Linked DNA regions of Homo sapiens: region 2 is linked to region 1. Evidence: read pairs that join two places in POLR2A ChIA-PET (ENCODE). Cell type or tissue: Panc1. All regions are shown on one strand. Links, peaks and the distances in the headings refer to the core of each region. The heading gives the core; the rest is flanking DNA. Region 1 holds the start of SAA4 (serum amyloid A4, constitutive). Region 2 overlaps GTF2H1 (general transcription factor IIH subunit 1).

Region 1 (16,633 bases), core at 7,410-15,409:
TCGGTTGAACGAGTCTTAGCTGAGTGGACATGTTCACTGATGGAAACTTGAAAAATACAAAATAAGTATAAGGATAAAAATAAAAAGCAATACTAATTTCATCAGCCAAGGCTGGGGGAGGGGTAAGGAGAACCACTGTAGAATCTTCATACTTGGTCTCTAATCTATTTTCTAAGTGTTTATAGATATATGAATACATAAACACCAAGTGATACAATATCTACCATTTTATAGTCCACGTTTTCATTTGGCAATTTAACATAAGCATGTTTTCATGTCATGCCCTTAGCTACCACAGAGTCAATGACAAAGCTGAAATTCAAATCTGGTCTGATAGGATTAAGTGTTGGGATTATTAACCAAATGCTATATAGCTGCAACCTAAACTTGGCAGCAGTATAGCATATATACAAATACATGTACAACATAATGTAATTCAATTACATCAACTAGCTTGATAATAACTCTTCCAGTGAAACATCAGCTGCATGAGAGCACTAGTCTTCTCTGCCTTATTCCCTACTGTATTCCCAGGGTCTAGAAGAGTTCCTGCCAATACTAGGAGTTCATTAAATACATGTTAAATAAATAAATAAATAAATGGATGAGTGAATTTCGCAAGCATCTTTACCAGAAAGGTAAATAGATTGAGGACTTTGTGTTAAAGAGAAGCATGGTACTATTTGGACAGTACTAAGTCCAACCCTAAACAGGAGTAAACAAAGATCACAGTGCATTGCACACTTGCCACAGGTCAGATCATGCAGGAACAAGGCCCATAGAGCCCAGCCTAGAGTTACTGTAAATTCCCTCAGCCATTTCACCAAAGGTACAAGTAGGTCATCGGCTAGAGTTTTTGCAAATATGTTTTAAACAATGTGGTTTGAAATAAAGCATACTGTTCTCTGAGAATGGACCTGGATTTTTTCCCATAATTAGAGATTGTAAAAAGTGAACCTAGTAAGTTAGAGGATTGCAAGATGGCTGCTTTTGACCCAAGTTTGGAAAACAAGCTGTTGAGTAATATTTTTTTTCCCTCTGACCACAGCTGAGACCAAAGAAGCTCCAAGTACCCCACATTGTAGAGAGAACATCCAAGAAGTAGAGCCAGATCTCATAAGCCCCCAAGGCTTATGAAGAGGTAGCAGTGTAGGCCTTCAGCAACCAACCACCTCCTCATCCCCATTGCACCCTCCAGTCCATATAAGGAGAAGACTGAGGAAAGGAATGGGGGAGAGAGCACGGTTGTCAGTCCGTGGGGAGTACAGTGTTTGTGGAGACTGGTGATTTCTTCATATAGATTTGGGATTCAGAGAGGAAAAGAAGAACACTGTGTAGAAGCTCTTTAGTTTAATTAGATCCCACCTGTCAATTTTTGTTTTTGTTGCAATTGTCTTTGGGGACTCTGCCAAAAATTCTTTGCCAAGGCCAATGTCAAGAAGGGTATTTCCTGGGTTTTCTTCTAGGAATTTTATTGTATGAGTCTTATATTTAAATCTTTACTTCTTTACTCCATCTTTTTTTTTTTTTTTTTTTTTTTTGAGACAGAGTCTCACTCCATCGCCCAGGCTGGAGTGCAGTAGCTTGATCTCGGCTTACTGCAACTTCTGCCTCCCAGGTACAAGCAATTCTTCTGCCTCAGCCTCTTGAGTGGCTGGGACTACAGGCATGCACCACCACACCCAGTTACCTTTTTGTATTTTCAGTAGAAACGGGTTTGGCCATGTTGCCCAGGCTGAACTCCTGAGCTCAAGAAATCTGCCCACCTTCTAAAGTGCTAGGATTACAGGCATGAACCACCACGCCTGACCTCTTTAATTCATCTTGTTAATTTTTGTATATGGTGAAAAGTAAGGGGCTAGTTTCAATCTTCTGCATATGGCTAGCCAGTTATTCCAGCACCATTTATTGAATAGGAAGTCTTTTCCCCATTGCTTGTTTTTGTCAGCCTTGTTGACGATCACATGGTTATAGGTGTGCAGCTTTATTTTTGAGTTTTCTAATCTGCTCCTTTGGTTTATGTGTTTGTTTTTGTACCAGTACCATGCTGTTTTGGTTACTGCAGCCTTATAGTATAGTTTGAAGTTGGGTAATGTGATGCCTCCAGCTTTTGTTCTTTTTGCCTAGGATTGTTTTGACTATTTTGGCTCTTTTTTTTTCTTCCATATGAATTTTAGAATAGCTTTTTCTAATTCTGCAAAGAATAACATTGGTAGTTTGAGAGGAATGCCATTGAATCTGTACATTGCTTTGGGCAGTATGGCCATATTAACAATATTGATTCTTCTAATCCATGAACATGGAATGTTTTTCCATTTATTTGTGTCGTCTCTCATTTCTTTCAGTAGTGTTTTGCAGTTCTCCTTGCAGAGACTGTTCACCTCCTTGGTTAGCTATATTCCCAGGTATTTCATTTTCTTTGAAACTATCAACAAAGTAAACAGACAATATACAGAATGGGAGAAAATATTCACGAACTATGCATCCAACAAAGATCTAATATCCAGAACCTATAAATAACTTAAACAAATCAACAAGCAAAAAACAAACAGGCAAAGGACATGAACAGATACTTCTCAAAAAAAGACATACAAGTGACCAACGAACATACCAAAAAAATGCTCCACATCACTAATCATCAGAGAAATGCAAATGAAAACCACAATGAGATACCATCTCACAGCAGCCAGAGGCAATTATTAAAAAGTCAGGCTAGGCGTGATGGCTCATGCCTATAATCCCAGCACTTTGAGAAGCCAAGGCTGGCAGATCACTTGAGCCCAGGAGTTCAAAACCAGCCTGGGCAACATAGCAAAATCCCATCTCTGGGAAAAAAAAATACAAAAAAGTAGCAAAGTGCAGTTGCATATGCTTATAGTCCCAGCTACTCAGGAGGCTGAGGTGGGAGGATCACCTGAGCCTGGGAGTTTGAGGCTGCAGTGAGCTGTGATTGCACCACTGCACTTCAGCTTGGATGACAGAGTGAGACCCTGTCTCAGTAAAAGTAAACAAATACATAAAATAAAATTAAAAAAAAGTCAAAAAGCAACAGATGCTGATGAGGCTGCAGAGAAAAGGGGACATTTATACACTGTTGGTGGGGAGGTAAATTAGTTCAGCCACTGTGGAAAGCAGTTTGGAGATTTCTCAAAGAACTCAAAACAGAGCTGCCATTAGACCGAGCAATCCCATTGCTAAGTGTATACCCAAAGGAAAATAGATCATTATGCCAAAAAGATATACATACTCATATGTTCATTGCCACACTATTCACAATAGTAAAGACATGGAATCAACCTAGGTGCCCATGAGTGGTGGGCTGGATAAAGAAAATGTGGTACATACATGCTATGGAATACTACACAGCCATAAAAAATAATGAAATTATGTCCTTTGTAGCAACATGGATGCAGCTGGAAGCCATAATCCTAAGTGAATTAACACAAGAACTGAAAACCAAATACCACATGTCCTCATGTATATGTGGGAGCTAAACATTGAGCACACATGGACATAAGCATGGGAACAATAGATACTGCAGACTACTAGGAGGTGGAGGGAGGGGAGAGTGGGTTGAAAAACTACCTTTTGGGTACCATGCTTACTACCTGGGTTCAATATATGTAGACCAACCTGTACATGTACCCACTGTCTCTAAAATAAAAGTTGAATTTTTAAAACATTAAAAATGAATAAATACAAAGAAAAGAAAAATGCCTTCCCAGCTGGGTGCATACTGAGCTGCAAAAACTGCCAGCTCATTCTGGTGCCCCCATCAAAGCAGAGGGGAGTGTGGTGAGTTCCTGAGAGAGCTCACCATGTGTGAACATTCTGGTGCCTGCTTCTCATCTGGGGATTTCTGAAGGATGGAGTAGCCCAGGCCAGCAGAGCTTGAAGAGGTATTGGTGGAATATGCCTAAAAAGAAGATGGGGTGACTTCTTACCCAACTCTGATCTCTGCACCCCTGGGCAGGAAGAGAAGAGATCCTCAGCCATTCTGGTGGGTCTATTGAGAAAACCACTGAGGTTAGGGAAAAAGCAGTGGCTGGGCCAGGTAAGGTAAACCTTACCCAGAGAGGGGGCTTGGAACAAGGACCACTTTCAGGACCAGTCGTAGATACAGCTGTTCTTCTCTGGGCAGTTCCACCCCCATATCTGAGGGAGCTGGATTTCACATCAGGAAGAACCCTGACCACCATCTCAGTAGAGACCTCCACATCAGTAGAGAATATATATCAGCATCAGTTAGAAGCACATCAAACCAGGGTGAGGCCAAAATGATTACCCCCTCCTTTACATCTCTCCCCTTTCCCAATCCTGAGGCTGAGAAGTGTGATAGAAAGACATCTCAGAACTAGACTATCCCCACCCTTCTCTAAGGTGCTGGTGCCAGAGGAGCAGGGAAAGAGTCTCTAACCGTCACCCCTCCCAGCACTCCCACTACAATCTAGCCAACAATAGCGGAGCAGGATGCTTTAAAACAGACATGATATTGGAGCTTGAAACGGGACTGCAGTGACCTTTAATAATCTAAATAATCGGCCAGCCGCGGTGGCTCACGCCTGTAATCCCAGCACTTTGGGAGGCCGAGGCAGTGGATCACGAGGTCAGGAGACTGAGACCATCCTGGCCCACATGGTGAAACCCCGTCTTTACTAAAAGTACAAAAATTAGCTGGGCGTGGTGGCAGGCGCCTGTAGTCCCAGCTACTTAGGAGGCTGAGGCACAAGAATCGCTAGAACCCAGGAGGCGGAGGTTGCAGTGAGCCGAGATTGTGCCACTGCACTCAAGCCTGGCAACAGGGCGAGACTTCATCTCAAAAAAAATAAAATAAATAAAATAAAATAAAATAAAATAAAATGGGGAGACTAGTTAGATGGCTACCGCAGTACCCCAGATGAGAAATGATGTAGCCAGGAGCATGAGGGTGTAAATGAGAGGAAGTCAATGGATTAGAGATGAACTTTGGAAGTTCACATCCAGCGGATTGAATGTGGGGGTAAAGTGAAGGGAAGCATCAACACATTCCCCTAACTGGTGTGAGGAACAGAGAGAATGGCCATGTCATTAACTGAAATGGAGAAACCTGGAGTGTGAAGAGTTCTGACGGGAAAACCCGAGTTCATTTTGGGACACGTTAAGTTTGAGATATCTGGAAGCCAGCTATGTAGATATGTCAAGTAGCCAGTTGGATGTACAAGCATGGAGCTCAGAAATGAGTTTTGCAGGGGGAGATATAATTTTAAAAGCCATCCACATATAAGTACTATTTAGACTTGTGAAAGAGAGCATAGAGAAATAAAGAATGGGGGCCCAGAGCCAAGTCTGAAGAACACAGAGTTTGGGGAGATAAAAAAAGTCCCAGCTAAGGAAATAAAGGAGAATTGAGGTAGAGGGTAATATTATGCTACTTAGAGCTGATGAAGGAAAGAGTAGTATTATGAAGCCAAGAGACCAAATATATCAGGAAGGAAGGGGAAGGCAACTGCGTTGAATGTTGCTCACAGAGCTACTGATATGAGAAAAGAGAGATGTTCATTGTTTTTGGCAGCATGGAGGTCAGTGGTGACAAAGGTATTTTGCTGAAGTTGTGGGGACAGAAACCAGGCTGGAGTGGGTTAACATATGATCAGAAGTGAAGAATCAGAAGGTGTGTAGATGGGCAATACTTTCAACAAGTTTGACTTATTAAGAGGAAGAAGACAATGTGCAAGAGTGAAGAGTAATGTGGGTTGAAGTGTAGGTTTTCAATGGGATAATCTAATTCAGAAAGCAACTACTGAGTGCCTGGACCCTGCTAGGCATTAAGCATGCAGTGATGAACAAGATATGGTGCCTGTTCTCAAACAAGTCAGACATTTCCCCAAGCATAAGGGCTCACCTGGCCATTTAAACCAAGTGCTGGAGATCCACGAAGAAGAAAGGGGTCTCCACTGCTGAACCTCTTGGCCTTGTTCAGTGTATCACAGGTTCTGAAGTCAGACAAACCAGCCTGCAGTCCTGGCTCTGCACCTGTTACATATGTGACCTTGGAGAAGGTCCTAAACACAAACCTCTCTAAACCTCAGTTTATCCAGCTGAGAACATCAAAGCCTTCTCTGCAGCTTAAATCAGATAAAGTATTTAAACTGTAGGGCACAGTCTTGCAATTGCAATTAAAAATGGCAGCTATTCTAATTACTATTTGCTGACTTCCCATACCCCAGCAAAATTTGGATTGCCACCAGTGTGTGCTTCTGTTGAGGCTCTTACTAAACTGTGTTGTCTATCTACATATCTCACTTCCCCTTTAGGACAGGAAGTAGAATTTTATTTGAACTAAAAGCCAACGAAATGCCGGCCAGGTGCAGTGGTTCAGGCCTACATTTTCAGACCCTTGGCCAGTTGAGCCCATGAGTTAGCCCAGCCCGGCCAACATGGTGAACCCCCTTTTTTATTAAAAACCCAAAAATTAGCCAGGTGTGGTGGCCCATGCCTGTAATCCCAGCTGCTCGGAAGGGTGAGGTGAAAAAATCCCCTGAACCCGGGAGGCGGAGGTTGAGTAACCCGAGATCACCCCATTGCACTCCAGCTTGTTTGACAAAGGGAGATTTTGTCAAAAAAAAAAAAAAAAAAAAAAAAAAAAAAGAGAATAAAGATAAGGAAAACCAACAGGAGAGTCATTCCTTAGGTAAAATGAGCGGGACAAATTAAAAATTGAGTCAGGGGAGGCACGGGTGTTGATAAGAGATAAATCAGAGTCGGCCAGGCAGAGGGGCTCAGGCCTGTAATCCCAGCACTTTGGGAGGCCAAGGCAGCAGATCATTTGAGGCCAGGAGTTTGACACCAGCCTGGCCAACATGGCGAAACCCCATCTCTACTAAAAACACAAAAATTAGCCGGGCATGGTGGTGCGCACCTGTGGTCCCAGCTACTCCAGAGGCTGAGGTGTGATAATTGCTTGAACCCAGGAGGCAGAGTTTGCAGTGAGCTGAGATCGTGCCACTGCACTCCAGCTTGGGCAACAGAGAAAGACTCTGTCTCAAAAAAAAAAAAAAAAAAAGAAAGAAAGAAAGAAACCAGAGTCCAAGATAGCAGTTTCTAGGATAGAACTCCTAGGATTAGGCTTCTCTAAGCAATGTACCTTGTTTTTATTGAGACAGGGTCTCACTCTGTCATACAAGCTGGAGTACAATGGAGTGATCATAGCTTACTACAGCCTTGACCTCCTGGGCTCAAGCAGTACTCTAGCCTCAGCCTCCCAAGTAGCTGGGAATACAGGCACATGCCATCATGTCTGGCTAATTTTTTTGGTTTTTAGTAAAGATGAGGTTTCACTATGTTGCCTAGCTGGTCTTGAACTCCTGGGCTCAAGCGATCCTCCTGCCTCAGCTTCCCAAAAGGCTAGGATTACAGGCATAAGCCACCACACTCAGCCCACAATGTACCTTCTCCATAAGGAAAGAGCTCACTGGGGGACAAGGCCTAGAGGCAGAGAGTGGACAGGATGCAATGAATTGGGCAGTACAAAGTCTGTATACAGAGAGGCCTGGAAACTGCAACAAAATAAACTGTGAGGCCCTGAAGAAGAAGTGGGAATTTGGGGGTAGAAGTCCAATCTGAGATACAGAGGAGACTGATGGAAGACTGCCCAGGGCTGTGCCAGAGCCATGACTCCAGCCACTCAGAAGCCCAGGATGATGGTCAGTGCTTTGCCGGCTTAGGCTTACTCAGGAGGGGAAGCTGGGGCCGAAAATGACCAGAGAAGCTTGGCTTGGGTCATGTGAGGAGCCTGCATAGTTACAGGCCAGCTGGGAGTCCTTGGTCCCCCTCAGTCACAGGCTCATCTGCCATGGTGCTGTTTATCTTCCATATGGCCTCAGATGACCATTCTTCCCAGAAAGTCTGCCTCAATGTTCCCAGTTTCCACCAACAAATTCAATTTGACAAACATTTATTGAACACCTCTAGGTGCCCTATACCAGTTCCTGGGGACACAAAGCTCAGTGACCCTGTGTCCCTGTCTGGGGGGAGAAGTGTGTGGCTCACAGCCCAGTTTCCCTGAGAGCAGAGGAGCAGGAAGCTCAGTATTTCTTAGGCAGGCCGTCAGGTCTGAAGCGGTCGGGGTCTTTGCCACTCCGGCCCCATTCCTCAGCTTTCTCGTTGGACTTCGAGTCCTCCAATACAGTGCTGCTGTTTCCAAATAAATAGCAGTCTATTAATCCCTGAAGATAGACCCTGGAACGGCTGCAACCCAAAGAAAGGAGACAGGAGATTAATCTCTTGACTCACCTGCTCACCTGAGACAGCTCCACCTGCTAACTCCCTCCTCTTCTCCCACCCAAGTAATGACTGAGAGGAGGCTGGAAAACTCAAGGAAAGGGGAAGAAAACTATCAATCTTCTTGGGCAAAGGCCTAAGTCTACTGATACTTGCGCTCTGCAACAGAGTGCTTTCCCTTTTTTTTTTTTTTTTTTTTTTTTGAGACAGGGTCTCATTCTGTTGCCCAGGCTGGAGTGCAGTGGCTCAATCATGGGTCACTGCAGCCTCGACCTCCTGGGTTCAAGGGATCTCCCACTTCAGCCTCCTGAGTAGCTGGGACTACGGTGCATGCCACCACGCCTGGCTAATTTCTTTTATTTTCTGTAGAGATAAGAGTCTTGCTATGTTGCCTAGGCTGCTCTTAAATCCCTGGGCCCAAGAGATCCTCCCACCTTGTCCTCCCAAAGAGTTGGAATTACAGGTGTGAGCCCCTGCACCCAGCCCCTGCAACAGTGTGCTTTCAAGACCTCTCCTCAGTTCTTACTTTCCCTTGTGGGTGAAAGGAGACATGTCTTCACCAGCCTTGCTCTGGCTCTGCCAGCCACCCAGACCCCAGGAGTATGTGGAGGAGGGGAAAGAGCCACAGGTTCTCCTGACTCTCAAGACAGATAGGCACTGCTGGCCTCTCACTGGAGTCCCCGGGAATCTGTGTTACCTGATGAGTTTAGCAGCCCAGACACCCCCAGGTCCTCTTTGGGCAGCATCATAGTTTCCCCGAGCATAGAGATATCTGTTTGAATTTTGGTGATTGGATATCATTATGTCCCAATAGGCTCTGCCCATGTCCCCAACCCCTGGAAAGAAAAAAAATGACAAAAATGAACCCAGTGACATACTGGAGAAATGTAGAAATGAACATTTTCCACTGATTTCCAGATTTTGGCCCTTGACAAAATAATCCTTTGAAATCATACGTGGAGATAAACATTACTTCCTGTGAACAGCTTCCCTGAGTAACTGTAAGGAAGGTGCTTTTCCATGGATTACATTGAATTGTATTGGTTGGCAGTTGTCATGCCCTGGGCTACATCTTACATGGGTCTGTGTGTGCTGTGTACAAAGAGGGGACGCTCATGTGAGGAATGCTTTTCCATGGATTACATTGAATTGAATTGGTTGGCAGTTGTCATGCCCTGGGCTACATCTTACATGGGTCTGTGTGTACTGTGTACAAAGAGGGGATGCTCATGTGAGGAATGTCACAATGGAGAATAGTACTACAGATGTAAGATCCAGGGACATTACAAGGGACTTGGTGAGAAGAGGAGGGGGCTGCACATCTACCATAGCCCATAAGAAAAATACATCCTTACCAGCTGAGTGAGGACAACTAGGACTTGAATAAATCTGACTGCTATGGGCATAAATGGCACAAGAAAGCCGAGGGAATGGGCAGTACGTGATGAGGTGGAATGACCTGAGAGAGCTTCATAGGACCTGGATAATCAGACTTATCATGAAGGGCATGAATGTAAATGTTTAACTCTCTGCCCTGACAATTAAGTGTCAGTTTCCACATTCTTCAGTTGGGGGGAATCATACCTACCTCCCTGGTGGACTAAATGAGAAGATAAAATGAGGTAACATACATAAAATGCCTAGCATATTGGAATACTTGATGCAAATTGGATTCCTGTTCCTATTAGTGAAGGGCAGTAGTGACAATAAGATACCACTATACACCCAACAGAATGATAAAAATTTTTAAAACTGACAATATAAATTGTGGGCAAAAATGTGGAACAACTGGAACTCTCATAATTGTTTTGGGTTTTGTTTTTTGTTTTGTTTAGTCACAGTCTCCCTCTGTCACCCAGGCTGGAGTGCAGTGGTGTGATCATGGTTTTCTGCAGCCTTGATCTCCTGGGCTCAAGTGATCATCCCACCTCAGTCTCCTGAGTAGCTGGGACTACAGGCACCTAATAACACACCCAGCTAATTTTTTTTTTTTTTTTGGTAGAGATGGGGTCTCACTTTGTTGCTCGGGCTGGTCTCAAACTCCTGGCCTCAAGTGATCCTCCTGCCTTAGCCTCCCAAAGTGCTGGGATTACGAGTGTGAGTCATCATGCCCAGCTCTCGTAATTGTTCATGGAAGTGTAAATTGGTACAATTTTGGGAAGCTGTTTGCTGGTATCTACGAAAGCTAAATTGACATGACTATACCTTATGACTCTACATTTCCATTCCTGAGTGTATACCCACAACAGAAACGAGGGCTTATGTACACTAAAGTACATGTACACCAATGTTTATTACAGGTTTAGCCATGATAGCATAAAACTTTAAAAAGCCTAATTATCCAATAATGTAGGATAAATTGTGATATCAGTATACAATGGAATACTATGTAGCAATGAAAAAGAACAAAATATTAATACACATGACAAATGCTGTCATGTATATTAGTATGTCGTAATGTTGAGTGAAACAAAGCCGGATACAAAAGACATATTCTGTATGATTTCTTTTATTCAAAGATCAAACACAGGGACACTAATCAACAATGATAGAGGTAAGAATAGGAGTTACCTTTCGTGAGGGTTGTTAACTGGAAGAGGGCATGAGAGACCCATCCGGGGTGTGTGAAATGTTTGACATCTTGATCTGATGGTGTAATATGGATGTTTGTATGTGTAAAAACCTCATCAAGCTATACTGTGTACTATATGTAAGTTATATATCATTTTAAAGTTTTTAAAAAGATTAGTGGAAAAATAGATGTTTGAAACAGGTCTAAGCCAGGAAGAGCTATAGAAAATGTCTATCAGTGCCTGTGTTGTTCAATCAATAAATATTTTTGAGTTCTGCTGTGGTTTACGTGTTACCAAGTTCTTTAAACCAACTCACTTGGAAAAAAGAAAAGCTGTGATAAATAGTTTTAATTGTTACTTAGGTACTGTGTTCTAAGGGATATTTCTCACTAACTTCATGTATTATTTTGTGTCTGTAATTTTGTCAAATAGTTTATCTCTGGCATGGCATGACTGTCCTTTCTCTGATGCATGCTTTATGTTCATTCTATGTTTTCCAGATCTACTAGCAAGAGTTTTCTCCAAGCATCTGACAGATTCTGTCACTGGGTGACAGAAAAACCCAAGACAGTTGTTCTCATTGGCATTGTGCTTAAAGTAACCTGGGGAGTTTTTCAAATGCTATTCCTAGTCCCACTTCACTTCTAAGATTCTGACTCAGTAACTATGAGAAGAGGCTTCAGAGTGTACTTTTAAAACAAACACCGGCCGATTTAAATGCTGGTGGACCATACAACAAATTCTGAAATACACTGACCTAAGGGAAAAGATATTCTCTACTATGTGCAGAAAAACTTAGTACATGCTACCAAAACTTTTTAAAAACTATTTATAGAATATCATTTTTAAAAGCACAAAATGCAGAAAAAATGAAAATTTATAAAATTTCAATTGAAAAATTACAAAAAATTCAACTACAAAATTAATAACAACACATGAAGTTCAAAGTATTGCATAACCTGACAAACATAGTTTTCCCATTTTAACAGCTAGTCAATAAGATTCGTTTCCCATCCAGAATGGCAGAAGTCAGTTTCCCAGCCGTATCTCAGCCCTCCTGTGGCTAATCAGTAGAAATTTGCTCTTTTTATTTATGGATAGAAGTTAGGGCTTAATTTTCATAAGCTCTGCATCCCAAGCATTGGCCATTTGCTTGGGTACAGGATGGGATTTCTCTACTCTCTGCTAGGCATGTCTCAGTCTTGGAGTATAATTGTGAACTCAGTATATTCCCTGAGGTGGATGAGCTAAATAAACATCATGCCCTGAGAAATCTGCCATCTGTAAATTTCCGCAGTGGGAGATAACCCCCTGGAAGTTTTTATCCTTCTGCACTCTACACCAAGAGTACAGGCTGGGCCCAAAGCATCTTTAACCTCTCGTCTGGAAACCCCAAGGGAGGGTGATAAATCAGACCAGCCTAGAGGAAGAAACAGATACAGAAAACCACACTCCTGCTCTGACCTCTGTGTGGCTTCTCTAAGGAGCACTCACATCCAGTGAGTATGTGGCCCCTGCTCAGAATGAATCCTGGGTATGTGCCCTCCATCCTCCAGAGTTCTTACCTTGGAGAGCCTCCTTGAAAAACGAACGCCAGCTTTCACTGGTGACTCCCATGACCAAGGAGCAGAAAACAATGCCTGTGAAAAGCCTCATTGTGCTGAAGAGAAAGAAAGACAGGGGCAGAGGATCATAAAAAAAAACACAGATCTATGTTTTGAGGACTGAATTTCTTTCCTTTTTTTCTTTCTTTTTTTCCTTTTCTTTCTTTCTCCTTCCTTTCTTTCTTTCCTCCCTTTCTTTCTTTCTTTTTTTTTTCCTATTGCCCAGGCTAAAGTGCAATGATATGATTAAGGCTTACTGCAGCCTCGACCTTCTGGGCTCAAGTGATCCTCCCACCTCAGCCTCCTGAGTATTAAGGACTACAAACGTGCACCATCACACTCAGCTAATTTTTTTTTTTTTTTTTTTGGTAGAGACAAGGTCTTGGTATGTATGTTCGGCCCAGGCTAGTCTCGAACTCCTGGCCTCAAGCAATCTTCCTACCTCAACCTCCCAAAGGATTACAGGCATGAGCCACTGTGCCAGCCAAAGGACTGAATTTGAAAGACTAATTCCCCATTTCCATTTGTTTGTATGAGAATCATAACTGCATGAAAGATTGAAACGGGTTTTAAGAAGAAGCATAAACCCTTAATTCTCAGCCCAGATCTCTAGAAAGAATAAGAGGATTCCAACGTGTTATTTGGTCTGTGGTCAATTTGTCACCCAATACAGCAGACTAAAGTCAATCAAGAAGCATTTCCTGAGTTCCTACTCTCCTCAGCACTGACCCCGTAATGAGGTAGAAAACACAGTTTCTCTCCAATTGAAATTTGACAATTATGTGAGAAAAGGATCTCAAAAGAGTCAAATAAGAGAAATTACTCCTTGGAAGAAACCTCACCTGTGGACCTTTCTCCAGATGAAATTTCAGTAAAGGCAGAGCTGCTGGTATCTTCTGGCCGTGGAGCTATAGTTGGTACCTCTGCTGGCTTTGGCATTAATGGGAGAACGGTTTTAAATCCAACAACCTGCCTTGCCAAAGTCCTTTTTGCTCAATTCTTTGGGTATTTTAAAAATTAACATATTGGGTAATAGTGTTTCCTTATCTAGAAGTAGTTTTCCAAATTGGGTCATCAAGGTATTTATTTTCTGGCAGTTTTTCTTAATTGCCACTTTTCCCTCTTTTTAGTTTCCTGTATCACAGAAGAGTTGTATTTGCAAAATCCAGTGTGGGAAGACAGAGGTCTTTCTCCACTTTCTTCTCTTTGTGTCTTTCCATTCTTAACTGTTTAGTAGGAGGTCTTCCCAAAAAATTGCACATAGATATTATGCTGTAGGAAGTGATCAATATTATTAGCAAAAGAGATGTTTGCTTGTCTCTTGTGACTTCTCTCTAAAGAATGTAAGGACACAGAACAAGCAAGACTTGACTGTACCATTCATGGGATGAGGTAATGATTCTGGGAGAATACAAGGACAGGAATAACACCAGAAGATCAAGGGTGAAGGCCTTTGAGGCATAAAAACTCTTTTTTCATATAAATATGTATTATTCTGCACTTTCTTTTAAACTTACTATTTATTGGAAGTCTTTCCATGTCGGGCTTGTTGCTTTTTTTTTTTTTTTTTTTACAGCTACACAGTATTCCATTGCATGGATGGACCATAATTTATACAATATTAATGGCTGTTTTGACAGTTATTAACCTTTTGATATTACAAATAATGGTGCATTTATTAACCTTGTACATATGTCTCTTGCACATGTACAAATATATCTCTAGGATAAATTCCTACAGAAGAAACTCCATGGTGAAAAAGTATCAGATTTTATAAATTTTTTGTTTGTTTGTTTGAGACAGAGTCTCACTCTGTCCCCCAGGCTGGAGTGCAGTGGCATGATCTCAGCTCACTGCAACCTCCACCTCCGGGGTTCAAGAGATTCCCCTGCCTCGGCCTCTTGAGTAGCTGGGATTATAGGCACATGCCACCACATCAGGCTAATTTTTCTATTTTTAAGAGAGACGGGATTTCGCCATGTTGGCCAGGCTAGTCTCGACCCACTTACCTCAAATGATCTGCCCACCTCGGCTTCCCAAAGTGCTAGGATTACAGGCATGAGCCAACGTCCCTGGCCCTAGATTTTATAAATTTTTATATGTTGCAAATTGCCTTCCATGAGGGCTGTATCAATCTCTACTCCCACCAGAAATGAGTGAAAGAACTTGGTTCCACATTGTCTCTCACACAGTATACTCTCAAACTTTTTGGTCTTTGAAATTGTGAGTAAAATAAAACTCAAAGTAATTTTAATTTACATTTCTCTTATTATGATTTTGGTTTCACATCTTTCCACATGTTTAAGAGCTATTTCTATTTTCTAGGAATTGTGAATTCATACCTTCATATCAAAGTAGTCATTTTTTACTGGTTTATTGTGTTTTTATTTATCACATTAGAGAAACTTTTTATATACAGGGAAAATGAGTATGTTATCTAGGATATGAGTTACAAATATTTTTCCCAGCTTATTTATCTTCTGATTATGATGGCTTATGTTCTGCCAAAGAAATTATTTATGTTCTTGTCTTTATTAATATTTTCTTTAGTTGTCTTCTCAATTTCATAGTATTTGAAGAGCTTTCCCTACTTTGTTTTTTTGTGGTTTTCTTAAACTCAAATGTTTTTATTTCATTCCTTTTTAAAAATTTTTTGTGGGTACATAGTAGGTGTATATAATTATGGGGTACATGAGATATTTTGGTACAGCCATGCAATGCGCAATAATCACATCATGGAAAATTGGGTATCCATCCCCTCAAGCATTTATCCTTTGTGTTACAAATAATCCAATTATACTCTTTTGGTTATTTTACAATGTACAGCTAAATTATTACTGACTATAGTCCCCCGTTGTGCTATCAAATACTAGCTCTTATTCATTCTAAGTATTTTTTTGGTACTCATTAACCATCCTCACCTCCCCTCACTCCCCCCCTCCCCACTACCCTTCCCAGCCTCTGGTAACCATCCTTCTATTCTCTATCTCCATGAATTCAATTGTTTTGATTTTTAGATCCCACAAATAAGTGAGAACATGTGATGTTTGTCTTTCTGTTCCTGAATGATTTCACTTAGCATAATGACCTCCAGTTCCATCCTTGTTGTTGCAGCTTTCCCTACTTTGGGCTATAAAAGAATTTTCCATGGATTCACCAGATAATGTTAATATTATTATTATCATTTTCCTTATTTGTTTATAAATATTTAGCATATTTGGAATTTGTCCTACCGTAATATATACAGTATGTTTTCAACATGATGTTATTTTAGATGGTCACCCAGTTGTACCAATCCCATTTGTTGAATAGTCCGTCTTTTACTTAATACGTTAACATACAACCTTTATCACATACAAAATTCTCATATGCACTTATGTCTAATTCTGAGGATTTGGTTCCACTGATCAGGTTTTTTCTATATATAAGTCAGTACTACACTGTTGTACTTATTGAGGCTTTCTTCAATGTATTAATTGCCCTCATTACTTTTTTTTCAGAAGTAGTTGGAGTTCATTTTCTATTATTTCTTCTAACTGCTAGTTTTTGTATCCACACCTTCTTGTCTGTGGTGTTTTGATTGATGTCTGGGGTGTCCAGGAGTCCTATCATACCATCTCCCATTCTCTCTTATCACTGCTCCATTTAGTTCTCCAGACCTTCTCCTGCAACCACCTTCACGAGATAGTCAATGACTCCATGTTGCTTAAGCCAAAGGTGAACTCCTCAACTGCTAAGCAGAATCTGATACTACTAATCAATATCTCCATCAGGGATTCTGGAACACCATGCTTTCCTAGTTTTCCTCCTTTCCCAACAGCTGCTCCTTCTCAGTCTGTTTTGCTGTATCCAGCTTCTCCTCCAAACTTCTTAGAGAATGGAGACACCACACTGAGCCTTCAGACCTCTCTTCAGTCTCCATCCACATGCTGAGGGAGCTCATCCATGCCTCTTAGCACAGGTTCCAAAGGCCATGGTCTTGTTAGTGGTGGTTATTTACACTGAATCTTCATTGCCTGGATCAATGCCTGGGTCATGTAGGAGTGAAGAAAAAAGGCTTCTTCCTTCACTCTCTACAGTTCAGCTGAAAATAAACTGACAAAGGCAGATTAATAGGAGAAAAAGTCATATACACGTATTTTAACATGCAAGGGGGAAAATCACAGGAGGGTGATTTCCCAATAACCCAATGGGGTA
Region 2 (16,633 bases), core at 1-8,000, 130 kb after region 1:
GCTGGGACTACAGGCATGAGCCACTAAACCGGGCACTTTGGGAGGCCAAGGCAGGCAGATCGCTTGAGCTCAGGAGTTTGAGACCAACTTGGGCAACATGGCAGAACTCCGTCTCTACAAAAATTATGAAAAGTAGCTCAGGTGATCACCTGAGCCTAGAGAGGTCAAAGCTGCAGTGAGCCATGATGTTGCCACTGCACTCCAGCCTGGGTGACAGAATGAGACCCTGTCTCTAAATGAATGAATAAATGAATGAGTGACTATTTAAATGAGTTGGGATTTTTTGTTGTTTTTGTTTTTTGAGATGGAGTCTCACTCTGTCGGCAGGCTGGAGTGCAGTGGTGTGATCTCAGTTCACTGCAGCCTCCACCTCCTGGGTTCAACCAATTTTCCTGCCTCAGCCTCCTGAGTAGCTGGGACTACAGGCGTGTGCCACCACGCCCAGCTAATTTTTGTATTTTTAGCGGAGACGGGGTTTCACCATGTTAGCCAGGATGGTCTCAATCTCTTGTCCTTGTGTTCCGCCCACCTCGGCCTCCCAAAGTGCTGGGATTACAGGCGTGAGCCACCACGTCTGGCCAAATGAGTATTTATGACTGAAAGATATTCACATTGAAGGGTTAACAATGTGATATAATTGGTATATTTTTATTTTATTTTTACATTTAAAAAAATTCTACAAGAAAAGTAACTTTCATATGTAGAAGATTGTTTTTCTGTTGGTCTCTACAGCTTGAGATTTCTCTGTAATTTATTGTTTCTCATCTTTTTTAGGTAGTGAAAATGAAAAGTAATTTGGAACGATTCCAAGTTACGAAGCTCTGTCCATTCCAAGAAAAGATTCGGAGACAGTATTTAAGCACAAATGTAAGGCAGCAATCTGATTTTTGCCTGATCTTCTTTCTCTTTGTAGTAAAATGATGAAATTGATTTTGCTTTCATGTAAATGAGTAGATACTTAATTTTCTTTTTTTTTTTTTTTTGAAACGGAGTCTCACTCTGTCGCCCAGGCTGGAGTACAGTGGCTCCATCTCAGCTCACTGCAACCTCTACCTCCTGGGTTCAAGCGATTCTCCTGCCTCAGCCTTCTGAGTAGCTGAGATTACAAGCGCATGCTGCCACGCCCAGCTAATTTTTGTATTTTAGTAGAGACGGGGTTTCACCATGTTGGCCAGGCTGGTCTCAAACTCGACCTCAGGTAATCAGCCCACCTTGGCCTCCCAAAGTGCTAGGATTACAGGCATGAGCCACTGCACCCGGCCAATACTTTATTTTCTGTTGCTCAAAGTACTGTTTTTTAATATTGAAATGTGTCATGCATTCAGAAGTATATAAAATACATACATATTTTTTAAATAATAAAATAACTGTCTGTTTACTCACCAATCAGGAAAATTAGTAGAATGTTGCCATAACCCATAGATATTCCCTGAGTGCCCCTGTCCAGTTGCATACCACTCTCTCTTCCCCTCCAGAGGTCATGACTAACCAAAGCATTTGTGATAACCATCTCCATGCTTTCCCTTAGAAAAGTTTTACAATCTGGCCGGGTGCGGTGGCTCATGCCTGTAATCCCAGCACATTGAGAGGCCAAGGCAGGCTGATCACTTGAGGTCAGGAGTTCCGAGACCAGTTCTGGCCAACATGGCGAAACCCTGTCTCTACTAAAAATACAAAAATTAGCCTGGCATGGTGGCGCATGCCTGTAGTCCCAGCTACTCGGGAGGCTGAGACAGGAGAATTGCTTGAACCTGGGAGACAGGGGTTGCGGTGAGCCGAGGTCATGCCACCGCACTCCAGCCTGGGTGACACAGTGAGACTCTGTCTCAAAAAGTTTTACAATCTATGTGTATGTTCTGAAAAATACATATTACTAATTTATTAATTTGGAAAAACTGAGTAGCAAGCACAAACCTAGCAGCGTAAGGAAAGATAGAATTGCCACTACTCATAGTAAGCAAAACTGTTCCTGGGTTCTATTTGGCATCAGCTTCCCTGATTGTTTACAGTGGGGAAAGTCAGTGGATGAGGTATTGAGAAGTGTCACTTTATGCCCAGCATTTTTAGCATTGTATTTAAAACAAGGTTAGAGCAACCACATCAGATCATTTGTATGTGCAGTTATACAAGCCCTCCCAGAGGTACCTTGGAAAGAATAGTACAGTCACGTGTTGCTTAACCACAGGGATGTGTTCTAAACAATTCATTGACAGACAGTTTTGTTGTATGAACCTCACAGAGTGTACTTAAAACCTAGCTATATAGCCTACTATACTTCTAGGCTATATGGTGTAGCCTGTTGCTCCTAGGCTACAAACCTGTACAGCATAGTACTGTACTAAATACTGTAAACAGTTTTAACACAATGGTATGTGTGTATCTAAACATAGAAAAGTTGCAGTAAAAATTCAGTATAAAAGATAAAAAGTGGTCCACCTGTAAAGGGCATTTACCATAAATAGAGCCTGCAGGACTGCAGGACTAGAAGTTGCTCTGGGTGACTCAGTGAGTGAATGTGAAGGCCTAGGACATTACTGTACACTACTGCAGAGTTTACTAACACTGTACACTTAGACTACATTAAATTTACAATATAGCTTTTTTTCTTCAATAATAAATTAGCCTTAGCTTACTATAACATTTTTACCTTATAAACTTTTAAATATTTTTAAAGTTTTTCATTCTTTGGAATAACACTTAACCTAAAACACCCATTGTATAGCTGTACAAAAGTATTTTCTTTGTATTCTTATTCTATAAGCCTTTCTCTCTCTCTTTCTCTCTCTCTCTCCCTCTCTCCGTATAGATATATATATTTTTTCTTTTTCTTTTTTTTTTTTTTTTTTTTGAGATGGAGTCTAGTTCTGTCGCCCAGGCTGGAGTGCAATGGCATGATCACAGCTCATTGCAACCTCTGCCTCCTGGGTTCAAGCGATTCTCCCGCCTCAGCCTCCCGAGTAGCTGGGATTACAGGCACCCACCACCACGCCCAGCTAATTTTTGTATTTTTAGTAGAGACCGGGTTTCACTGTGTCGGCCAGGTTGGTCTCGAACTCCTGACCTCGTGATCCACCCACCTCGGCCTCACAAAGTGCTGGGATTACAGGCGTGAGCCACCACGCCTGGTGCCTTTTTTCTATTTTTAATTTTTTTTTTCTTTTTAAACTTTTGTTAAAAACTAAGACACAAACACACATTAGCCTAGGCCTACACAGAGTCAGGATCATCACTATCACTGTCTTCCACCTCCACATCTTGTCCCACTGAAAAGTCTTCAGGGGCAGTAATGCACATGGAGCTGTCATCTCCTGTGAAACAATACCTTCTTCTGGAATACCTCCTGAAGGACCTGCGTACGGCTATTTTACAGTTAACTTTTTTATATATATAAGTAGGAGTACACCGTAAATAATGATTTTAAAATACAGTAAATAGATAAACCAGTAACATATTCATTATCATTATCAAGTATTAGGTCCTATACATAATTGTACATGCTATACTTTTATACAGCTGGCTACTTAATAGGTTCGTTTACACCAGCATCCCTACAAACGAGTGAATAATGTGCTGCTGTATGATGTTACGACATCACTAGATGATGGGAATTTCTCAGCTCTATTATAATCTGATGGGACCGCCATCATATATGCACATTATGTGGCACATGACTCTAGTTACAAATTTAAGATTCAGTATTCAATAAGTAGGATAAATAAAAGGGGAGTTTTACAATTGAAAGCTGAAAAATCATCAGCAAGATTTTTCATATTTATTTCCTAAATATTCTAAGTGGGTTTTCTTAAAATACAAAACAGCATTACTTATAATCAGATAGAAGCTTGGAGTGTCTTCTCACAGCAGGGCAAGGATGGCAGATAGGTTTCAGGTCATGTGCCTTCTCAATTGATTATAACTGCTTGGAGTGCTGTGTTGGAAAGGATGCTGAGGGCCAGGCGCGGTGGCTTACACCTGTAATCCCAGTACTTTGGGAGGCTGAGGCGGGTGGATCACCTGAGGTCAAGAGTTCGAGACCAGCCTGGCCAACACAGTGAAACCCCATCTCTACTAAAAATACAAAAAATTAGCCGGGCGTTGTGGCAAGTGCCCCTAATCCCAGCTACTCGGGAAGTTGAGACAGGAGAATTGCTTGAACCTGGGAGGCGGAGATTGCAGTGAGCTGAGATCGTGCCATTGCATCTAGCCTAGGCAACAAGAGTGAAACTCCATCTCAAAAAAAAAAGAAAAGGATGCTGAGGCCATGCATAGCCTTGCAGAAGGATATGGTGTTCATGTCTTCCAATTGATAATATAGATACTGCTGCCCATCAAACAGAATAAGTAATTTTTATAGTTTCCAGACAGAGCTAAATATTACTATCCCCCATAATGATAAACAGGTATGGCAGTAAGGGTAATTTTTTTAACTCTGTACCCCTCAGACCTAAACATTGACATGCCAAAGGAATTTAGGACTTCCTGATCTCCATCTCCATCCTCCCAGACTTGGCAAAACTTTACTTCTAAACACATAAACACTGTCCACCTCCAAGGAAACATATTCCAGAGACTTCTACCTCAAAAGTCAGTATAAGCCAGATGCGGTGGTATGCACATGTAGTCCCAGCTACTCAAGAGACTGAGGCAGGAGGATCACTTGAAATCAGGAGTTTGAGACTATAGTAAACTAAAATTGCACCTGTGAATAGCCACTGCACTCCAGCCTGGGCAACGTAGTGAGACCATGTCTCAAAAAAATAAAAAAGATTCCATATGATCCTGTTGACTTCTAGCTATGTCCATGATGAGGGCAAAATTCTTAATCTACTCAAAGATCTATAGTCCTGACCCAAGACATGACATAGCACATTGTGTGAAGCATTGAAACCATTTAGGTTTTCTGTAATCTGCTGAGTTGTATTGAACTCCTGAAATGCTGGAGTTGGAAAAACCCTAAAAATAGCAAACTGTTTCACAAAATTATGCAGAATTAACTGCAGGAGCTTTTGAAAATCAAAGATTCTTGGGTCTCATCCCAGGCCTGTTGAATCAGAATCTTCAGGAGAATAAGGCATTTTTCCAGTGTTCTGCCAAGATGTATATACGGGGCTGGGCACAGCAGCTCACGCCTGTAATCCCAGCACTTTGAGAGGCTGAGGCAGGAAGATTGCTTGAGCCCAGGAGTTCGAGACCAGCCTGGGCAGCATAGCAAGAGTCCATCTCCACTATTTAAAAAAGAAAAAAAAAAAAAACCTGGCCGGGCATGGTGGCTCAGGCCTGTAATCCCAGCACTTTGGGAGGCTGAGGTGGGTGAATCACTTGAGGCCAGGAGTTCAAGACCAGCCTGGCCAACATGGTGAAATCCCATCTCTACTAAAAATACAAAAATTAGCCAGGTGTGGTGGCTCATGGTTGTAATCCTAGCTACTCGGGAGTCTGAGACATGAGAACTGCTTGGACCTGTGAGGTGGAGGCTGCAGTGAGCCAAAATCACACCATAGCACTCCAGCCTGGGTGACAGAGCAAGACTCTGTCTCAAAAAATAAAATAAAATAAAATAAAGTTTATACTACCATCCTGGCCTTAGTTGGCTGACCAGTATTCAAATCTAGAAAATCACAGATATAGTTCAGACCCCTCGTTTGACAGAAGGAATTGAGGCCTGGAGCACAATTGTGACTTTCATATTGTCCTATTATTGGTTAATGACAGGACAGCCATTACAACCGCAGCCTTTTCACTGCCCCCTACTTTCTGTCTTTCCTTTCCACACAAAATGTGTCTGACAGCACCTTCTCAGAGGGCTTGCACATTACCTCATTGACTGGGGAAATACAGAGGAGCTCCGAAACTACACTCTGAAGTGTGTGCCAGATTTGGGTTGGAAGGATTAACTTCCCCTGCTTTTGCCCAGTTGTTAAGTGTCTTGCTGTGTTTTTCAGTTGGTAAGTCACATAGAAGAGATGCTCCAGACAGCCTACAACAAGCTCCACACATGGCAGTCACGGCGTCTGATGAAGAAAACGTGAGGTGGCCATGATGCTTACAGGTTTTGTGAGATTGAGAGAACTATGACCTGCAGCAACTCTGGAAACCTGGCCTGACAGACAAGCAGATGACCTCACAGGAGTGATAAGAAACATCTGCTCCACGCCAACTCCCAGAGCTGATGCTATTGTACTTGCACATTGGAGACTGAAAGGAAAGAAGGGACTAAATGCTGGGGAGGTAAATTAAGACAGAACCAAATGAGCTAAGTTGCAAATATATATATATACACACACACACATATATGTACATGTGTATGTACATATATATTTTAAAAGACTGTTTACTGCAGTTGCTCAGGAACTGCTTTTGATTCACATTAAGCTGCTTTCAGAAATTAAAAAAACACTTTTTAAAGGGTGCATTGATAAAATCTGAGGTTTTTTGGTTGTCGTTTTTTTCTGTGTACATTTTTTTCCTAAGTTTATGGCACAGGGTAGACCTTAAGTATTCCTCCTCCATCCTTCATTCTTCACCCTCCATTGGATCCTCAAGTTTTAATGAATTCCAATTATACCTTACATCAGCAAGTTAAAAAAAGTACTTTAAAATAAAGCAAAGGGAGACTGTTGCTCAACCATCAGGAAACAGTTGTCAGAAGACATCATTGGTTCTGTGTTTCCTACGGAAATAAGAAACGATAAATATTGCACTGAATGTTTGTGGTTTGGAGTCCCTGAATAATAAAGAGGGAATATATTTGCAGAAAGTCGCATAGGGTTTTTTAATGCAGAATTTTGTCAGAAGACAATGGCGCTGCATGTTTTTCTTTGAGTGCAAATGTACATTGCTAAGATTTTTTTAAGATGGCATGTGCTTTGAAAAGAAGATATTGCATTTTTAAGAGTTTAAAAATCTTATGAGTGAGAAATATTAAAAAAATCTTATTTTCACCTCTTTAGAAGAAATAAAAGATGTTTCTCCTATCTCCTTTTCTCTAGTATTTGACTGTTACTGTCCTTGGCGAATCGATAATCATTGCATAGTGACTGAAAAGCCTAAGTGCAAAAAAAAAAAAAAAAGATGTTCTTGTTTCTGAACTTCGTGCCATATTTTGTTCCTGATGGGATCAACTTAATGTTTAAGACTTTAGATGTCTTGTATTAAAAATTACACAAAAAAAGTAAAACTTTTTATACTTACCCTTTTAACTCTAACACATCTCTGGTTTCTCATTATGTGTGAATTTCCTTGGGTGGGCTGCCTGAGAACTGTTCATTTTATTTTAGGCCATGTTACAAACTGGTTATCCTTCATATAATGACTGCTAAGGTCAGAATCTAAGCCAGGCATGGTAGCACATGCCTGTAGTTCCAGCTACTTGGGAGGCTGAGGTAGGAGGATCACTTGAGCCCAGAAGTTCAAAAGTCCAGACTGAGCAACATAGTGAGACTCCATCTCTTTTTTTACAGAAAAAAAAAGAAAAATTTATGAAGACCTTGAACTGGTAAAGGGAAAGAAGCCACATCATTTTCTGCCTTCAGTCTTCCCATTTCTCTTTCAGATCAGTATATGTACTGGTATAATCCCTTAAAATTTACACTTTCACAAAGTACTTTCAAATGTGTTACTGCTACAGTGGGGCAAATAGAAAAATGATTGAAATAAAAAAAAGTGGCTATTGGGCAAGGCAGACATAAGAAATAGAATGTTCTGTTGAGTGCTGTGTTGAAAATTAAGTTGTAAGCTGGGCATGGTGAGTCATACCTGTAATCCAGCACTTTGGGAGGCCAAGGCAAGAGGATCACTTGAGCTCAGGAATTCAAGACCAGCCTGGGCAACATAGCAAAACCTCATCTCTACTAAAAGTAAAAAAAGTTAGCTGGGCGTGGTGGTATGTGCTTGTAGTTCCAGCTGCTCTGGAGGCCGAGGCGGGAGGATTGCATGAGCCCAGGAGATTGAGGCTGCAATGAGCTATGATCACACCACTGCACTACAGCCTGGACAGTAAGACAAAGCCCTGTCTCAAAAAAAAAAAAAAAAAAAAAAAAAATATATATATATATATATATATATATATATAAAGCCTGAAGGAAAGACTTCATTTAAAAGAGCGTTTTAGCTAAGTCTTGAAGGTTGAGTAGGATTTTGTGAGGTAGAGAAGAAAGTCATCTCTTCTAGACTGAGGGAAGAGCATGATGATGAGAAGGTTTGAAAGACTGAAATATGTTAGAAGAACAGGAAAGATGTGTTAGATTGGAGAGTTGGAAGTGACAAGTAAGGCTCAGAAAACCATGTTAATTCAGGTTGTGAATGGCCTTGTATGCTAAAGTAAAATACTCAGACCTTACCTACTAGGCATGGGAGACTTGAGAGAAAGTTTTAAGCAAGTTGCTTTTATGGGGGGGTTTTCTGGTGGTGGGGGGTTAGGCAGGGGTTAAATAACTTGGCAATTAGGACAGATTTAGAAGACTTTCTGAACAAACCACACAGGAAAGCGTCTACATTAAAATGAAGTCCTGGTAAATAGGAAGGGCCTGAGTAACAGCATTTCTACAGTGTATGTGACTAACTCACAGGGAGTGAAGGAATCAAGGGTGATTCACAGAGATAGCTGTGAATTTCATGTCTAGCTTGCACTTGAAATATTTGAGCCTTGGATACCTTTAGCAATGAACTTCAGCAGCTGTATAGGCCTTTTATGGCCCTTCACCTTCTTGCGGAAAATAATAGCACCACTGATGGTTGAGGGCTGCTGTAAACCAGCATTGTGCCAAACACTTTTTCTGCTGTATCTCCCTTCCCACAACTGAAGAAGCAAGTAGATACTACAAGATTTTGTACAGATTAGAAATGGTTTAGAGGTTAAGTAATTTACCCAAATTCACACAGCTAGTAAGTGTCAGAGCTAGGATTTACCCTAAGGCTTCTCTAGTCTGGAGAAGGGATGAGATGTCTGTGAAGTTGCAAGTTGTTATTCCGCAGCCCAGGCTTCCATTGCCTAGTTTTTCCTTTGACTCCTTTGTCATTCCTGCCTGACTCTATTCTGTGCTTTACTTGTGGCAAATCGCATCATGGGATTAGTCTGCCTAGTAGGCCCTGAGGGCTATAAAATGTAATAATGTAACAACAGCATGTCCTGCCTTAGGAGAATGAGTCTTTTCTGGAAAGAAAGTCAGTAGTGGCCTAGCGCAGTGGCTCACACCTGTAATCCCAGCACTTTGGGAGGCCGAGGCGGGTGGATCACCTGAGGTCAGGAATTCGAGACCAGCCTACCCAACATGGCGAAACCCCATCTCTACTAAAAATACAAAAAATTAGTCAGGCGTGGTGGCAGGCACCTGTAATCCCAACTACTCAAGAGGCTGAGGCAGGAGAATCGCTTGAACCTGGGAAGTGGAGGCTGTGTCGAGCCGAGATCAAGCCACTCTGCTCCAGCCTGGGCAACAAGAGCGAAACTCCATCTCAAAAAAAAAGTCAGTAGTGTTAGTCTGCTTTAGACATACTACAAAGTGGGTGAGGTACCTTGTAAAATCCACTTCAGGATGGAAAACAAAAGAATGTTTTAACATCTGTAACTAGAAAGGTAACCCCACTCATCGAGTCTGAAGAGTTTAATCCAGAAAGTGATTTCCTGTTGCATATACCATCTTTCTAGAGCTGACAGTGTCTGGAATGGAAAGCTGTGTGTTTCAAACTTAGGTTTGCTGTCTCCAGTGTCAAGACTTGCATGGGATTCCTTAGGATTACCTCTGCCCTTTCCCAATTTAGCTCCCTCAAGACTCAGCTGTTCTCCCAGTTCTTGAGGCCAGGGGAGTCTTAGTTATTTTCAGCTATTAAAATGTCCAGAACTGGAGTATTGCCTGGAACCTGGTTCAGGAGTGACCAGCCTGAGTTAGTAGTCCATCTCCTTGTTTGGGTGTATATTAAAGTCACAGAAGAGACTGGAAATCTTGTCATCTCGTGGCCACTACTGACTTTCTTTCCATCCTGGGTGGAGTTACATATGTGTGTGTGTGTGTGTGTGCATGCTATATATATGTGTGTGTGTGCAATACATATAGTGAAAACATAATTCGTGGGGTTTTTTTTTCCCTGAGTTTTGAATAGTGCTGAAGTATATAAAATAGAAAGTGTCTCTGTACCCTTACTTCCAAGTCTTTCCTGAGGTGATGGTCAGTGCATCTTCTTCTGGACATTTGTCTATGCCCTTAAATTCTTTTCTAACCTGCAACCTGAGATTTTTCTAACAAAGAGATACCTGTGCACCTGAACATGCCCTTTAAGATAATCCTTTTAGTTAGGCATGGTGGAATGCACCTGTAGTCAGGAGGTAGGCAGGAGAATCACTTGGGCCCAGGAGTTTGAGGTTGCAGTGAGCTATGATCATGCCACTGCACTCCAGCCTGGATGACAGCTAGACCCTGCCTCTTAATTTTTTTTTTTTTAATTTTTAAAAGTTAGAAAATGACCGGGCATGGTGGCTCACACCTGTGATCCCAGCACTTTGGGAGGCCAAGGTGGATGGATCCCTTGAGCCCAGGAGTTCAAAACCAGGCTGGGCAACATGGTGAAACCCCCTTTATACAAAAAAAAAAAAAAAAAAAAAAAAAATTAGCCTGGCATGGTGGCATGTGCCTGTGGTCCCAGCCACTCAGGAGACAGGAGATTGAGATGGGAAGATAGCTTGAGCCTGGGGGGTTCAGGCCGCAATGAGCTGTGTTCACGGCACTGCACTCCAGCCTGGGCAACAGAGCAAGACCCCGTCTCTAAATAAATGAATAAAAAGATAATCCTTAACAAAGGGGCTCATATCCTTAGAGAAGAATCCATTAGTGATCCTATTTCTGCCAAATTCTTGTAAATTTTGGTCCTACCCATTTGTATCTGTTTCTGACACATGGTTATTCTTTTCCTTTTTCTTTTGTCTTTTTTTTTTTTTTTGAGGTGGAGTCTTGCTCTGTCACCCAGGATGGAATGCAGTGGCACCATCTCGGCTCACTGCAACCTCTGCTTCCTGGGTTCAAGTGATTCTCGTGCTTCAGCCTCCCAAGTAGCTGGGATTACAGGCACCCGCCACCATGCCCGGCTAATTTTTGTATTTTTAGTGGAGACGGGGTTTTGCCATGTTGGCCAGGCTGGTCTTGAACTTCTGACCTCCTTCTGATCCGCCTGCTTCAGCCTCCCAAAGTGCTGGGATTACAGGCATGAGCCATCATGCCCGGCCACCTGGTTATTCTTGAGAACAGGTTATATACCTGTGCTGAATACACATCTTCAAGACTTCACATATATCAACCATATCCTTACTGCCCTTGAACATTTAGACCTACAGAATAAGGAATGGAGAGTAAGTCAAGTGTTCTGACAGCCCCTTCACAGGATTTATCCACATCCCTGCAGCAGTGGACACATAGTATAGCATGTGTCTGTTGGATGCTATACTTTGGTACTAGGCTGTTTGGGTTCAAATCTCACCTGTCTAAAACACTAGCTGTAAACCATTTGCTTAATCTGTGTCTTCATTTCTCCATCTACAAAATAGGTCTAGTAGTAGCATTTAACTGATAGGTTGTTGTGAGGATAGCTGAGATGTCTATAAGCCACTTAGAGCAGAGTCCAGCACACCACAAGTGCTATGCAAGTGTTTGCTGTAATGAATGTTGATAAGGCTTCCCCTGAGTCACGCAGTGAAAGACTGCAGCACCTTCTTGTTTTTATTGTTTAACCTTAGAAACCTAAATGGAGGAAAATTCCCTCAAAGAAAAGTAAAAGTGCTTTCTTCTGTGCCTTCATTTTCCCCACAAAACCTGTACGTATTTGATTTTCTTAGATCATCTTTACTAGATTGATTAGTAGACACTTTTTTGTGGTGACCTGCATTCTCCAAATTTTGAGCTCTTTTTTTTTTTCTTTTTGAGACAGGGTCTCAGACTGTCACCCAGGCTGTAGTGCAGCCACATGATCATAGCTCACTGCAGCCTCCAACTCCTGGGCTCAAGTGATCCTCCCAGCTCAGCCTCTCAAGTAGCTAGGACTACAAGCTCGCACCACCATGACTGGTTAATTTTTTGAATTTTTTTCATAGAGATGGGGTCTCACTATGTTGACCAGGCTGACCTTGAACTCCTGGGCTCAAGCAGTCCTCCCTCCTCAGCCTCTCAAAGTGCTGGGATTACAGGTACAAGCCACTGCACCCGGCTTAAAATTTTTTCTTTAAATAGAAGTTGGGATCAAACTTGAGTTAAAAGAAAAAGCCATTTAGAGTATGCTGAGTTAGCAGGAGAGCAACCTTAAAACTTGATTCAATAGGTGCGAAGGGTTTATCTTCAAAACAAAGTCACTAACAGGTTTCAGTTAGCATGTCCTAAATATGGTGGTTTGGCATTGTAACAGTTACATATCACAATTATAACTTAGATAAGAAGGAATTTCCTTAAAAAATACAACAGCGATCCATTTTCTTTGTCAGATGAATAAATTAAGAGAAGTCTAACTTATATGATGAAGCACTCAAGATGTAAGGTAAGCTGCCTGGGTTCAAATTCCAGCCCTGTCATTTACTAGCTGGCTAGCTGTGTGATTACTTATCTCTCCATGCTTCAGTTTTTCTTTCTCTTTCTTTCTTCTTTTTTTTTTTTTTTTTTTTTTTTAAGAGACTAGGTCTCACTCTGTGGCCCAGGTTGGAGTGCAGTGGCACAATCACAGCACTGCAGCCTCCACCTCCCGGACTCAAGCAATCCTCCCACCTCAGCCTCTGGAGTAGCTAGGACTACAGGCACATGCCACCATGCCTGGCTAATTTTTGTATTTTTTGTAGAGACAAGTTCTTGCCATGTTGCCCAGACTAGTCTTGGACTCCTGGGCTCAAGCAATCTGCGTGCCTCGGCCTCTCAAAGTGCTGGGATTACAGGCAGGAGCCACTGCACCCTCTTTCTTTCTCTGTCTCTTTCTTTCCCCCCGCCACCACCACCCCCCGACCCGACTTTAGTTTCTTAATTTGTAACATGAGCATAATAGTAGTACTTACAGATTTACCGTGAAGGTTAAATGAGCTAATATAGAATAGTGCCTGGCTCAAAATGACCGTTCAATAAATGTTCTTTCTTTTTTTTTCTGAGAATAAATGTTCTTTCTATCATTTATTACTATTACAGTCATATATCACTTAACAATGAGGATATGTTCTGATAAATGGATCGTTAGATGAGTTCATTACTGTATGAACATCACAGACTGTACTTATACTTATTCCTCCCGCCTCGGCCTCCCAACATGTTGTAGGCTATACCTCCTGGATGGTATAGCCTACAAAACATAGAGGCTATGTGGTACAGCCTATTGATTTGAAGCTATAAACCTGTACAGCATGTTACTATACAGAATAGTGTGAAGAAATAGTAACACAAGAGTATTTGTGTATCTAAACATAGGAAAGATACAGTAAAAGTATGGTACAGTATTATAACCTTACAGGACCACCCTTGTATATGCAGTCCATTGTTGACCAAAACATTATGAGGCTCATGACTCTATTATTATTACTTACCATTACCAGGCTTCAGTTCAAAGCTTATTGACTTAGGGCCAGGCGCAGTGGCTCACGCCTGTAATCCCAGCACTTTGGGAGGCTGAGGCTGGCGGATCACGAGGTCAGGAGACCGAGACCATCCTGGCTTACACAGTGAAACCCCGTCTCTACTAAAAAAAAAAATTAGCAGGGCATGGTGGCGGGCGCCTGTAGTCCCAGCTACTCGGGAGGCTGAGGCAGGAGAATGGCGTGAACCCAGGAGGTGGAGCTTGCAGTGAGCCGAGATTGCGCCACTGCACTCCAGCCTGGGTGACAGAGCGAGGGGAAAAAAAAAGCTTATTGACTTAGGCTGCCATATAACAACATTGGTAAAAAGCTGAGGTAGAGATCAAGGGAAAGAAACTCTTATTAGTTAGTTTACTACTATCTACTATCTATTAGATCTGTTTGCCAAATATTTGCCATGCTATATGACCATTCTTATTTCATCCTCAAGATTCATTCAATAATTATTAAGCTACTGTGCATCAGTATACAGCCTTCTACTTATAAAGTCTCAAATTGACTGGGTACAATGGCTCACACCTGTAATCAGCACTTTGGGAGGCCAAGGCAGGCGGATCACCTGAGGTCAGGAGTTCAGGACCAGCCTGGCCAACATGGTGAAACCCCATCTCTACTAAAAATACAAAAATTAGCTGGGCATGATGGCTCATGCCTGTAATCCTAGCTACTCAGGAGGCTGACGCAGGAGAATTGCTTGAACCCAGGAGGCAGACATTGCAGTGAACCGAGATCACACCACTGCAGTCCAGCCTGGGCAACAGAGTGAGACTCCATCTCAAAAATAAATAAACAAATAAATAAATAAATAAAAGTCTCAATTTATTGGTCAGGTGTGGTGGCTTTATGCCTGTAATCCCAGCTCTTTGGGAGGCCAAGGCATACGGATCACTTGAAACCAGGAGTTCGAGACCAACCTGGGCAATATGGGGAGACCCCTGTCTCTACAAAAAATAAAAATTAGCCAGGTGTGGTGGCACATGCCTGTAGTCCCAGCTTCTCCAGAGGCTGAGGTGGTAGGATCACTTGACCCGGGAAGTTGAGGCTGCAGTGAGCCATGATCATGCACTGTAAGGTGGACAACAGAGACCCTGTGTCAAAAGTAAAAATAGAAAGCCTCTGGTTATTAAAAAGCATTGTCCTGGCCAGGCACAGTGGCTCATGCCTGTAATTCCAGCACTTTGGGAGGCCAAGGCAGGTGGATCACTTGAGGTCAGGAGTTTGAGACCAGCCTGGCCAACATGGCAAAACCCTGTCTCTACTAAAAATACAAAAATAAGCTGGGCGTGGTGGTGCACACATGTAATCCCAGCTACTCGGGAGGCTGAGGCACGAGAATAGCTTGAATCCAGGAGGCGGAGGTTGCAGTGAGCTGTGATCGCACCACTGCACTCCAGCCTGGGTGACAAATAAACAAATCACTGTCCTAGATGATGGGCAAAATGCCCTCGTGAAGCTTACTTAAGAATAAACAGGCTTGGAGAGATGAAAAGCCCCTGCATCCAACTCGGGATTGGAGAGCTAAGATTCAAATTCAGCTCTTGAATGCAAATTCTGTGCATCTACTGACCTCTCTCTCCCTACCCTCCTCACTCTCTCGCTAACCTCCTCACTCTCTCCCTAACCTGATCTTGCAGGCTGGAAATTTTTCTTCTACCTGATATAAATAATTGGGAGCAGGAGAGCTATTTTATTTCTATCAGGCCTCACACTGACAAGCACAGATGGCTCTGAGGCTGAGACTGCTTTATTCTCCAAAAGTGCAGTGAAGGAGATGGATTACTGGATCTGAAGTCACTAGGGAGGCTTGAATTCTGCTGTTGGTACCGCTAAGCATCCATTATGCACTAGGCCCTCAAAAGAATTCAAAGGGCCATTACTGTGTTTTTTTCTCTTGGCTTTAGACTTTTCAAAAATTAATTTTGTTTTTTTTAGCAACATTTTATGTGCTCATAATTTAAAAAGTGAAAAGCACTAGAAGGCACATTTCAAAATACCACGTCCACTATCCCACTCACTGCCCCCTACCCTTTATTCTCTCTTCACTGAATCAATTACTTTCCACTCTTTTAGCTGACAGTATACCATTCTTATTAATTTTGTTATTTTCTACTGACTTTCTATTATGGTAGTTGAAGATTTAGTGTTCTTATAATACCATTACTCCTTTCCCCTCGACTCCAGGCTCCTGATATAGTTATTTCACAGTTTTTCGATAATTAATAGTGTTTACATTTTGATTATGTGAATATTGTTTAGTGGTTGAGACAGGATCCTGGCAGGATACAAATGGCACCCTTAAACTGGGTTATTTGAAGAGATTAAAGGGACAATTTACAAAGGTGTGGGCGGCATGTCCAGAAACCAAGCAAAGGCCTGATGAGGGAATGGGAAGAAGTTAACAGGAGAGAAGAGAGACCCCTGAGAAGAGGTAAGGGGCAGGGTCTGCCCATGGTCCTGCAGAGAGGGTGCAATCTCACTCTTCTTCCTCACTCCCAGTCTTCACCAGTGAAGGTGGAGGACAGGAGACACCATGGCTGTGTGGTCCATTCAGGTCAACCCCCAGAGCCCAGAGCAGTATGGCAAAGAGAAATGTAGACCTGCAAGGCAAAAAGATGTTCAGAATTACAACCAGGCAGAGTCAACTATAAAACCCTCAGCTGGGCTGGGCATGGTGGCTCATGCTTGTAATCCCCAGCAGTTTGAGAGGATCACATGTACCCCAGGAAGGTTGAAGCTACAGTGGGTGGTGATCACACCTCTGCATTCCAGCCTGGATGACAGAATGATACCTTGTCTCTAAAAAAAAAAAAAAAAAAATAGTATTTATGGGACTTTTCTCTGAGGCTGTTCAGTCTCTCCAAAGAAGGGACCTCCAGGTTTCGGGAATGTAAGCCTGGATGCCACCCTTCTGGGAATCACCTGGGGAAGGGAGCTCTCTGTATACAGACAATCTCCTATGCCCCAGCGCTCTCACCATTGTGCTTGGGCCCTGATTGCATTTCCTCAGAAAATAAACCTGTTCTCACTTAAGGTGGAGGCAGGAGGTAG

What was found. Peaks named below come from ENCODE experiments on the same cell type or tissue, not always from the same donor. Only the 100,000 strongest peaks of a DNase experiment are listed, where the experiment ranks them.
Region 2: POLR2A ChIA-PET joins it to region 1 with 17 read pairs; 4 of 35 experiments call an interaction of 5 or more read pairs at or near these places.

The regions. Positions count from the first base shown.
Region 1 is chr11:18,223,439-18,240,071 of GRCh38, forward strand. It overlaps SAA2-SAA4 (SAA2-SAA4 readthrough), which reads right to left. Exons shown (of 6, transcript NM_001199744.2): 4 at 12,398-12,492; 5 at 8,957-9,095; 6 at 7,917-8,226. The coding sequence ends at 8,064. SAA4 (serum amyloid A4, constitutive) reads right to left here and starts at 13,364. Exons shown (of 4, transcript NM_006512.4): 1 at 13,279-13,364; 2 at 12,398-12,492; 3 at 8,957-9,095; 4 at 7,917-8,226. The coding sequence starts at 12,488. The coding sequence ends at 8,064. It also overlaps a transcript of SAA2 not described here. RefSeq lists a silencer at 5,943-5,992. In Panc1, for the core only: no CTCF peak of the experiment used is centred there; no DNase peak of the experiment used is centred there; H3K27me3 peaks cover 961 bases.
Region 2 is chr11:18,359,841-18,376,473 of GRCh38, forward strand. It overlaps GTF2H1 (general transcription factor IIH subunit 1), which reads left to right. Exons shown (of 15, transcript NM_005316.4): 14 at 775-867; 15 at 5,943-7,205. The coding sequence ends at 6,029. Among named protein-coding and RNA genes, the nearest start is that of MIR3159, 20 kb to the right of the region's middle. In Panc1, for the core only: no CTCF peak of the experiment used is centred there; no DNase peak of the experiment used is centred there.